Regions from separate parts of the Homo sapiens genome. Here region 2 is linked to region 1. The links are chromatin contacts, found by Hi-C or POLR2A ChIA-PET in ENCODE. All regions are on one chromosome and are shown on one strand. The core of a region is the stretch at or near the end of the contact, and the rest is flanking DNA. Distances in the headings are between cores, read along the strand shown. Region 1 overlaps SYTL2 (synaptotagmin like 2). Region 2 overlaps ME3 (malic enzyme 3).

Evidence for each region. Hi-C counts contacts between places; a loop is a spot of excess contacts on that map. ChIA-PET counts read pairs that join two places held with the same protein, here RNA polymerase II (POLR2A).
Region 2: a loop to region 1 is called in a map with no recorded cell type, with 2.3 times the contacts of the local background. The contact joins two enhancer-like sites. A Hi-C loop is called at or near these places in 1 of 37 single-sample maps with no recorded cell type. POLR2A ChIA-PET finds 5 or more read pairs at or near these places in 1 of 52 experiments (activated CD8-positive, alpha-beta memory T cell).

What each region holds. Positions count from the first base shown.
Region 1 is chr11:85,722,199-85,727,574 of GRCh38, forward strand. SYTL2 (synaptotagmin like 2) reads right to left here. Exons shown (of 20, transcript NM_206927.4): 8 at 1,834-5,376. Among named protein-coding and RNA genes, the nearest start is that of CCDC89, 39 kb to the left of the region's middle. Within about 2 kb of position 3,878, at least 5 of the 41 ENCODE cell types and tissues checked have a DNase peak (open chromatin) inside an H3K27ac peak, as active enhancers do.
Region 2 is chr11:86,481,079-86,486,454 of GRCh38, forward strand. The region is part of intron 7 of ME3 (malic enzyme 3); the gene reads right to left. Among named protein-coding and RNA genes, the nearest start is that of CCDC81, 110 kb to the left of the region's middle. RefSeq lists an enhancer at 3,289-3,583. Within about 2 kb of position 3,218, at least 12 of the 41 ENCODE cell types and tissues checked have a DNase peak (open chromatin) inside an H3K27ac peak, as active enhancers do.

The sequences.
Region 1 (5,376 bases), core at 2,628-5,127:
GATGAAGTCTTGCTCTGTAGCCCAGGCTGGAGTGCAGTGGCGTGATCTCGACTCACTGCAAGCTCCGCCTCAGGGTTCACACCATTCTGCTGCCTCAGCCTCCCGAGTAGCTGGGACTACAGCCACCACCACGCCCGGCTACTTTATTGTATTTTTTAGTAGAGATGGGGTTTCACCATGTTAGCCAGGATGGTCTCGATATCCTCACCTCATGATCTGCCCGCCTTGGCCTCCCAAAGTGCTGGGATTACAGGCGTGAGCCACCGTGCCCAGCCTAGGTGATTATTTAACGCTGCCTTTTTAGATAGGCTTTTTACTATTCAGTCAGTTATGCTGGGATACACATTAGATGATAGTCTCTAACATAATTGCAAATTTGCAAGCGCTCCTTCTCCTGTGGGTCAGTTTACACTAGCAACTCATGGGCAGTTTAGTAAGAGCCTACCTCAACAAGTTTAACATGCTGGCTTTATTCTTGCCATTACATTAATTAATTATTAATTAATTAAATTTATTTACTTTAGAGATTAAATAAATTTAGAGATTTAATTAGAGATTTATAAATAAATATGTATGGTTTTAGAGATTGATATTTCAATTTCTTTCTTTTTTTTATTAACAACAAAATTTTTTAGAGGGGCTTCAACTTAACTGAATAGGATTAAAGGTGGATTCTTTGGTCAGTGTTCAAGAAGAGACCCTATAGCTACTTACAAAGGAGTCCACACCTCAAAGTAAGCCACTCAGTAAAGCTTATCTATTTTCACTGGAACGAAAAGGAGCTAAACAAATGACAAATTCTACTAAACTACAAGGAAGGCAATCAGCATCAGTTGTGCAACTTTGGTTAAAATGTCCCAGCCAAAAAACATTCTCTATCATTTCATCATTTTAATCAGGTAGCTTCTCATTCCTATTTGCTCTGGGGTTTCTCTGCTAAAATGTCCACATGTTGATTAAATAGCAAACTGAGACAAGCCCTACATTTTACAGCCTGGCCGCCAAAACCAACGCCCCCACGTTCATGTAGATGAATGTGGAGATCGACTCAGGTCATCAACTTAGCCAAGGCTGGAGCCAGAGAAATGTACCTGGCCAGGCAATGCCCTTAGGTGGCATCAGGTGAGTCATCTGGCCAAAGTCATACTCTAGAAAGGGAAGATTGTGCATATAATTGAAAATGAGAGGGAGAAAGTGGCAACAAAACACCACAGCACAAGGTATCTGAGGGAAGGAAAGTTCCGGCCTTGTATTTTGTCCCTAGCATTTAGCCACCACTGTGGTAAGATATTGCTCCCGAATGGGAAATTTGTGTCCATCTGTGGCACATCTTTGCGACAAATCTTACCAGACTTCTATAAAGGTTGCCAATTAAGGAAGAAATTCTAAATATTTCCAGGAGGAAAACTAGCTTAAATGTATTAAAGGTACTTTCCAAACCCAAAAAGTCATTTAAAAAGTATTTTTTGAAACCTAAAAGTTCTATAGGTAGATTAAAGAGAAGTCAACTCAGACTCTGAAACAGCCTTATAGGAAAGCTGTTTTACGTAATGCATTTGATTAAAAAATATAAATAATTTTTTTAATTAAGAAAGTCTCAGGAACACAGAAGTGGTAAGAAGAATTTAACATCATTTAAGAATTATGTAATGCATTTGATTAAAAAATATAAATAATTTTTTTAATTAAGAAAGTCTCAGGAACACAGAAGTGGTAAGAAGAATTTAACATCATTTAAGAATATCAAATTAATCCCAATTAAAAAAAATCATCCTTTACATCAGCATTCCATAAAGCAGACTCACTGTGAGTTAAAAAATTTTAAATGCTCACTGGAAGGATTTCTCCAGCTCTCTGCATTAGAACTGGTGTTTCCATCTGAAAAATCAGACTCAGAGAAACCTTCTTTTTCTTCCTCTTTCTCTTGTTTCATATATGGCGATGCTAGAGTCAATTCAACTTTACTTGTTTTTGTAGAGTTTTCTTTGTTCATCAGGAGAGGAATGGGTTGCCTATTTCTGGACACACTAATTGCTTCAGAAGCCTCTCCAAAGCCAGGTTCCTGAAGAGTCCCTTGTCCCCCTGCAACCCCACTTTCACTGTCCCTGTCCTCTGGGGGGGTTACAGTTTTAATGGTCCCTATTTCATGAGCCACATAAAGTTGTGGGGTTCTAGGGATCTCAACTCCACTTCTGGAACCACAAAAATCTACCAATAAATCAGTCACAAGTGCGTCTCCTCCCAACATTTTATCACATTGGTTGACTTGAGATTCCAAACCATTACTTTTATCCTTCATTTCAGAGGTCTGTGAGGCTGCCCTGTAAAAATGGGGCACTGTCCCCAAGAACCTGGTCTGCTCTGACTGTGAGGACTCCTTCTCGTGAGTTTCTTCTCTCACTGACACCTGGGGCTGATAAGGAGGAGCTTCAGTTATTTCTTTAAGAAGTTTCTCAAAACCAGCATCAAAAGCACTCTCAGTTATTAACGGAGCCTCGGCCTTTTCTACTGTTTCTTTTAATTCCTCAGGATGGCATTCAGAAGTGGCTCGCCTGGGCTCCTCTGTACTACCTATTAACTTTGATGGAGAAAGATTCCCTGTATCACTTTCATATTTTGAGGGGAAGGTTTCAGTTTCTTCCTTCAGTAGTTTTTCTAAGCCAGCACTGAATTCGAGGAACTCTGATTTGGGTTGAACAATTGTTTCCCTCACAATTTCTTCCACTTCCTGAGGGAGGCCTTTGCCATATTGAGCAACAATGGAAGCAAATGAGCTAAGCGTCTGGTCTGATGGAGACATTTGGGCAGCTAAATAAGATCCAACTTCATGAGTTTTATCAGGAACTACATTGGAGGAATAAAAATCCTTCCTGTCTGGAACTATGGTGTCCATCGTAGCCCATGGTGATATCACTCCTGGAGGATTTAGGGGGCTACATACTGGCTGTACTGCTTCAGGAAATTCTGGGTTCACTTCTCCAGGACCTACTTCCCTTCCAGCTGGATAACTTAACCATACTTCTCCACACAGCTTCTGTAATGCAGCACTTACATCATTCAATACAGGTCTGGGTGGAAGAATGACTTTCTCTACAGTCTCCGAAATTTCCGTTTGAGAAGGGTGTACCCTAGCCTGGGGAACAAGATGAGCATCCTGGGGAAAAAGCATATCTTGGGGAGGGCTGGCCACATCCCCAAAAGAACCCTTTCTGGAAAGCTGGGAAGTTGGATCCAATGGATGAGAATCTTCTGCAGCCATCTGAATCAAATTCTGTGTGCTTAGCTGGCACTCACCACTTTCAGCTTTCTTGAGGAGAGCTGTATTTCCAAAAGTTTCATCTCTCACTGGAAAAGGAGCTAGTATTTCTCTCTTATCAGCTGAAGTATTGTGACTCTGTTCTATCCCTTTTCCAAAAAATCTCCCCTCTTCCAGCTTAGAGTTGGTTCCAGTGATAACAGGCGCCAACTTGGCTTGCAAGGGAGAGGGTGAAGTTCCAGTTGCTTCCTTCAGGAGTTTGTCTAGACTAGCAGTCAAAGAGTTCCGTTTAACCTTTGGATGAACTACTGTTTTGTCAACATGCTCATTAATGATCTTCTCAGGTCCTTTGACTTCTTCCTCAGTATCAGCAAAATCTGTTTTTTGAGGCCATGTCCTATTTTCAGAAACACTTGGTTCAAGCACTTGTTTTCCATGAACTTTTCCACCAGAGGGTTGAATTGCTGGTGTTGAGGTTTCTGAAAGCAGTTTCTGCAAGCTGTCATTAAAAGTGTCTTTGCAGTCTTTAGACAAAACATTGGTTTTTATTATGGATTCTTGAATCTCTTGTTCTGAGTAATCCTTTTCTTCCTTAAACACTGGAGTAACAATCCCTTCCGTATTCTTTTCCACATTTTCCTTTGATGACTCATTTCCTGGCAACTGATAAGTATACTTTCTAAGTGGACTCAAAGGAAATGTGATTTCATCTGGTAGCACCTGGAGTATGCCCTTTGAATTTAATTTCTCCATTTCCTCTCTTGCCATAACTTTTTTTGGGCTTAGAAGCACCTCTGCTTCATGGGTATTTTTACCTGATAATTTAATGTCGCTGAATTCCTTGTGTTTCTGCCTATTAAAAGGTGCAGAATTTTTTTGGCTTGTGGTGGTAATATTCTTGTCATTATCCTTACTGTTTGAATTAGCTTCTAAGTCCCAAAACTTTCTCAAATTCTCAAACTGAGAGGGATTATAGACCTGTTCTGCATTGGGTTCATCCATTCTTTCTTTTAGGGACATAACTTTAAAGTTGGCATTTGATTCACGAACTAGAGGTCTGTCTTTCTCCAATGGAGCATGTCGTTCACTCCCGACATTTGAGGGAGGTTGCAGTGCTGGTAAAGTAATGTTTCTTCTAGAAGGCAAACTGTCTGCCACTTGTGATCTTTTTATAGGCTCATTTTTCTTATTCTGAAACAGAGACACTTTATCTGATTGCTCAGCTGAAAGATAGTATCTGGATGGACCTGCTATTTGTGGCTTGGTCTCTTTAGATTTATTTGAGGAATAAGAATTGGAGAGCTGGGATGCTTGATCATCCTCATCTAAGACCACTCGTTTGGGAATGGCCTGATTATATTCACTCTGGTCTGTAGATAAACTGTCCATGGATGATACACCCTGTGACTTCTTCACAGGCTGATATGCTTTAGCAGAAGGTTGTTCCTGGCTACATGAAGATGTGGGTTTTTCATGAGTTATCTTAGCACCAGCTTTCTCTCCTTCCCAAAAGGATATTCTGTCACTCACTCTTTTGTATTTCTCTCTCTGCACTTGGTTCTTGGGAACCTCACCAGCTTCTTGCTGGAATTGGACCTCAGGCTTCTTCCAAGGAGAGCCATTGTTGGCAACCCCAGGTGTTGACTTAATATTCTCTGGCTCTAAGGAGGCTTTCAGGATATAGGTATTTCCTACTTTGCTCTTTCTCTCTGCATTCATGTTATCTTTCAAACCTGGTTCTTTGACAACTGTTGAAGAGTCAAAATTCACTTCTGAGTGTCCTCTATTTTCTTCATGAGCATGAAACTTGGGTTCTTCTTCACCCAAGTTGCCAATATTATTAGTGTTGCATGGAACTTGGTTTTCTGCATCAGATTCCTTGAGAACACTGTAGGAATAGTTACTATTTGAAGGAGATGCCCCATTCCCTTTTCCTGGGCTTTTTGAATCTTGGCTATAGTCCATATTTTTACTCCCTTGACTTGGGGTGCCATAGCTTTCAAATGGTTGCAATATACCTGGGCCTTCCTTTGGGGTGCCTTTTTGGGACAAATTCATGAATTTGGATTTGATATTCACATTATTATCTTGGCAACTTTCAGAAACCAGCATATCTCCCT
Region 2 (5,376 bases), core at 1,968-4,467, 760 kb after region 1:
TTGCCTAGGCTGGAGTGCAGCGATACCATCATAGCTCACTGCAGCTTCAAACCCCTGGGCTTAAGTGATCCTCTTGCTTCAGCTTTCTAAGTAGCTGGCAATAAAAGCGAGTGCCACCACACCCAGCTGATTTTTTTTTTTTTTTTTTTTTTTTTGGGAGACGGGGGTGTCACTATGTTGCCTGGGCTGGTCTTGAACTCCTGGCCTCAAATAATCCTCCTACCTTGGCCTCCGAAAATGCTGAGATGACAGGTGTGAGCCACTGTGCTCAGCCGAAGAGTTTCTCAAATTTCAGTCTTTGCACAGCTCTATGAGAATCATTAGGACAGCTTCAAAAATACAGATGTCCAGGTCTCAACCCAGGCCTTCTGTGGCATAGGAGCCTGAAGTCTGTATTCTTGACAAGTTTCCTTGATGACTCAGAAGCAAAGCCAGATTTAGGAACCATAGGTCAGTATTAGCATATTAGACCCACTGCTTTGCTCCAGAGTGTATTGGGAGTGGGTGTGGGGGTGGAGTGTACCCAAGAGAGCATATTCCTGCATGTTTTTGTAACTCAGAAGAAGCAGCTGCAGCTTCATGTGGACTAAAATAGAGGCCTACTTTAGCTCTTGAAATATCCTGAACACCTGGAGAAAAATAACCCAGAGCCTCCTTTAGCCTCGGAGTTGCTATTTAGTTGTGGGAGTTGCAGGATCAGCTGGCATGAGTGCTCACAGAGTCACAGATGCTTAGGTCACAAGGCTCCTCACAGCTCCAAAGGGGGCAAAGGATAGCACACTGCTGCCACCCCTTATTCCATGCTCAGGGCAGACATTGCTAATCAACCATGATGCTCATCCCTGTTGAACCCAGAGAGGTTCAGAGTCCTAAGCAATCAGAGCTGGCACAAGGAATGAAACCTTTTACCCTCCTTGCCATTCTTACCAACAATATCCTAGTCTAGTCCTAAAATTTGTTGAGCACTTTGACTTGCAGTTATCCATAGGACACAGTTCAGAAAACCATGGTGAGTCATATTCTCTTCTCTTTGGGAAATCTCAATCATTCCCTTGATATTAATACTATCTATGGGTTGGCAACTCCCAACTTTATGTTTCTGCACCAGAACTCTTCTTGAGCTCCAGACTTACACAGACACTTAGAGGCTAAGAAAGTGTAGAGTCTCAGGTTATCTAAACTTCAATAGATACATACGAAATGTTTTTGACTATGTAGCTCTCTGAGAGGAGGACTGTTTATTTCTCTGTGTATTGCTCACTATGCCTGGCTCAGTGTCTGGTGTACAGCAGGTACTAGGTAGACATGCTCATTGATTTTATATACCATTCCCCTGCTTATCTGTGTAACTGAGTTATTCTTTTCTCACGCCTTCCTATAGTGAGGGCTGCCCCATTCCTCATCCTACCCAGGCTAGATAGGGTGTGGCAGTCTCTGACATTGGTGGCCCCCAATGCACCATACCTCCTAGTATTTATTTCCTTGTATAACCTCCTCCCTTGGAATCTAGTATGGACCTATGATTTGCTTCAACCAGTATAATGTGGTGGAAGTTAGACTGTTCCAGTTCCAGGTCTCATCCTTAAGAAGGCCTGGCAGCTTCCACTCTTGTGTTCTTAGGAGCCCTAGACTATCATGTAAAACGTTCAGCTATCCTGTGAAGAGAAGAGGCCATGTGAAGAAGGAGAGACCCTAAGACTCAATGGAAAAACAGAGGAGCCCAACCTTTCCAGTGTCCCAGCTGAGCCCGCTCCCAGCTAGTTAGCCAGCTGAAAGCAGCCATATGTGTGACCATTGGCAAGACCAGGAGAAGAATCACTCCAGCTGAGTCAGTTCAGCTTCCAAGAATCAAGAGCAAATAAAATGTTAAGCCAGTAAGATTTAGGATGGTTTTTTAACACAGCAAAAGAAACAGATGTGTTCCTTGACACCACAGATCAAGAGGCAAGTGAACAGTCTTGGAATCTTATCTCCTTGTTTTTAGCTTTAACTTTGGTGCTCTGCTCTGCACAAAGGCCCGACAAGTAACAATTCCTTTGATCCCTGTAAATCTGATCAGGGCACAGTAGAGACATCTAGTCATTTTGACAGTACGTATATTTGAACAGAAACCTTTAGGGTAGCCGTCCAAATGTAAAGGTAGAAACAAGTGGGATGAGTAGCAGAGGAGAGATGGAATGGGAGGAGTCCCATTTAGGTTGAAGTGACACAGAGAATGAATGCTGGAGCAAGCGGGGTTGGCTCTGGAAGGACAGGGGCTCACATCAAGTGTGGAAGGTAACATTAAGGAGTGGGCCTGTGGTAACTGGCTCCAGATATCAGAGAGGCCAAGGGCTGTCTGAATTTCTCTGAAAACTAGAAGTTTCTACAAAGAGCACTAATAGAGAAATTGTGATTTCCAATATGGTGTGTATCTCAGGGATTACGTGTGTGTGTGTGATTATGGTGAGGGGAAAGAGAGAGAGAGAATGAATGAATGAATGCACAGAGACAACAAAATGGAGAGACTAAAAAAAAAATTTTCCTAGAGCTAAAAAGTAGATGACTTTTTAAAAAGGTTTATTTATTATTTCCCTTCTTTAACACTCTCATCTAAGCAGCTTAAGAATCCCTGTATTTAGGGTTTGGGAACTAGGGAAGAAGCGGGTGATTTCCTTTCCTGGCCTGCCTAAAGGCCAAAGCTGCTGCTGACATCAAGTTTCTGTCCAGCCCAGGCCAATTATCAGACAGAGTTAGGGCTCCAGGTGCAAACTCAGAACACAGTCAACTCCCATCCTTGCTACTGTAAGTAACAGAAATGAAAAATGTGAATGGAAACCATCAGGGAAAACTCGTGACAGCAGGAGGTGGTGCCCGGGTACAATGCACCCATCCACTGCATGACAGGGAAAGAGCGGGAAGAGTGGGGCAATCAGTCCTTGCCATCAGTCTTTGTCTCAGCTTTGAGAAGGACACTCCCAGCTGTCTGTTGCTGTGGTTCACAGACTAAATGGAGATTCCTTCTGTCCTGGCAGGTTCTCCTCAGTGGCCAAGCTCCACGGCAGGAACTGAGCCATAGTAAGTTTATTTCAGGCCAAAAAATCTTAACATACATCCCCATTAGTGGGTAGGGGTAGGAAGGTGGAGCTTTTTATTAGCAGGATGTTTGGACAGAGATGAGGATGTTGAAAGCAGGAGTCAACATTTCCCAAGGTTCTTTCTTAAAATACATTGTGTTTGACTTTGGAACTCCTGACTCACCCCCAGGCTGGGCATTCTGTCTTGGAGCTACTGTATTCCCAAGAGTGCTTGGGGAGACCAGCTCATTCCCCACCTACAGTATCCACAGAAACATCTGCTATAGCTTATTAGAAAGTCAAAACAACCAACCATCAATCCATCATGTTTTCTGTTTAATGACACATTCCTGTTGGCTGACGCATGCCCCTCCCCAAGGATCCCGCCCCCCGCTCCCGGACTGCCTGTGTGTGTGTGTCTGTAAAACTGTGAACTGATTTTGAGGATAGTTTGAACAGCTTCTTACATCCTAGTTTATTTAACCTTCTCACACGAATAGCAATACTTTTCTGTGGGGAATCACAGAATGATTACTGACTCATTAGATAAGCAGTGAGCCCTGGAAACAGGAAGCAAAAAGTGGGCTTTCAAAGCCAATTTCATTCCCTTCTCTTTTCATCCACAGGTGACACAGCATTGTAGAAAGAGTCTGTACTTGGAGTCAGTAGTCCTGGGTTCAGCTTGTAGTCCTGACAGGTACTGTGTGACCTGAGATAGCTAACTTGGCCTCTCTGAGTCTCAGTTTTCTCTTGCATAAAATGGGAATAATAATACCTATCCGGTTGGCTACAGAGGATTTTTTTAAGAGGTTAGAATAGAATACTGGGGTGGGAAGGCAGCTTAAAGAACATCTGATGCTTGAATTCCTTCCTATAATATCACCACAAATAAGCCATGCAACCTATCCTTGAACTCTTTCTGTGACAGGGAACTCATTCCCACAGACAGTCCAGTGCAATGTGAGACAGCCCTGATTTATTTTGAGCTGAAAAGTGCTTCCTTTAGCATTCCACCAATTGGTTCTTTTCCATGTAGATACATACAAACAAGTCCAATTCTCTTCTGAAAGAAGAGCTTTTAGAATCTGGAGGTACTAGCACGTCCCTGACATAGACAGAGCAGTCTCTGAGTCTTCTCTCTACCAGGCTCAGCTTTTGGTTCTCTTCACTATCGTAGTTATTGCACTCCAAAGGCACTTTAGGTAATTTTTAACCCTCAATGTAGCTTCTCTAGCACTGGATGTGGTATTCAGGATTTCTGAAATGGAGATAATGAATTGTGACATTCACCTCCCTTGTCCTAGATGCTATGCCTCTATTAATGCAGCTGACCCTTGAATTTGCTTTATTTAGTGGCCATATCCCAATAGCAGCCCTTCCTCCATAATCTTAGCTGCAAACATCTAACTTTCTGATCACCACCTCCTTTCTTTCCAGCTTATTCCACGTACTATCCAACTCAACAGTTTCTAAACCTCACCAGGACTTACTATCCATTGATCACCCTTTCACTGTCCCTTGTCCCTCCCCTTTACCACGTCCTCCCATTCTCTCCCCTTTTACCCAGCCTAGAGCTCATGATACAATTATAATCATTCCCTTGAATAGACTCTCAACTCCTTGCTCTTTCCCGTTTTCTCTTGCCTGGCAAAATCCCCAACCCTGATTACACCCTGCTCTCTTCGTCTTCCTGCCCTTGGACCCAGACAGTTGAACCTGGCTTGAGGAAGCAAGAAACAGGTTAACTAGCTTAAGTTAAATTCATAAACAGTAACCCCAAGGGGGCCCAGAGAGCTGCCCAGTGATCATGATCCAGCTTCCCAGTCTGGACATTCTCCCACTCTCCTAGATAACTAGGTCCCACTTCCTCTATCCTTAAACCTCCCCATCCTCACTCTATGCTGATGTCCTTGTCTTCAAGCAGATGGGACTCCCCCTCGCTCCCACCACCACATCTACCCACCTGCCCCATCAGTGCCCAGTACTCTGCCTTCCCTTTCTCCCTGTGGATGATTTTCTGTGCTCCAAGACTAAGCTCTTCAGGTGTGCACTGGATCCTTTTTCCTGCTTGCTTACTCAAGGACTTTTTCCCCCCATCCTACAGTCCATCATTCATTTTGTCTTTTGACAGGATCATTTCCACCTTATATAACCACAATATTATTTTGCTCTCATCTTAAAAAACAAAACACAACACCAACAAAACTCTTTTCTTATCTCCAGATAAGGAAACCCAGAAAAGTTTAGTAACCTGCCCAAGGTCACATATCTGAAAAGTGGAGGGGTCAAAGGTCAAATTACAGTTTGCCCACCCCTGAAG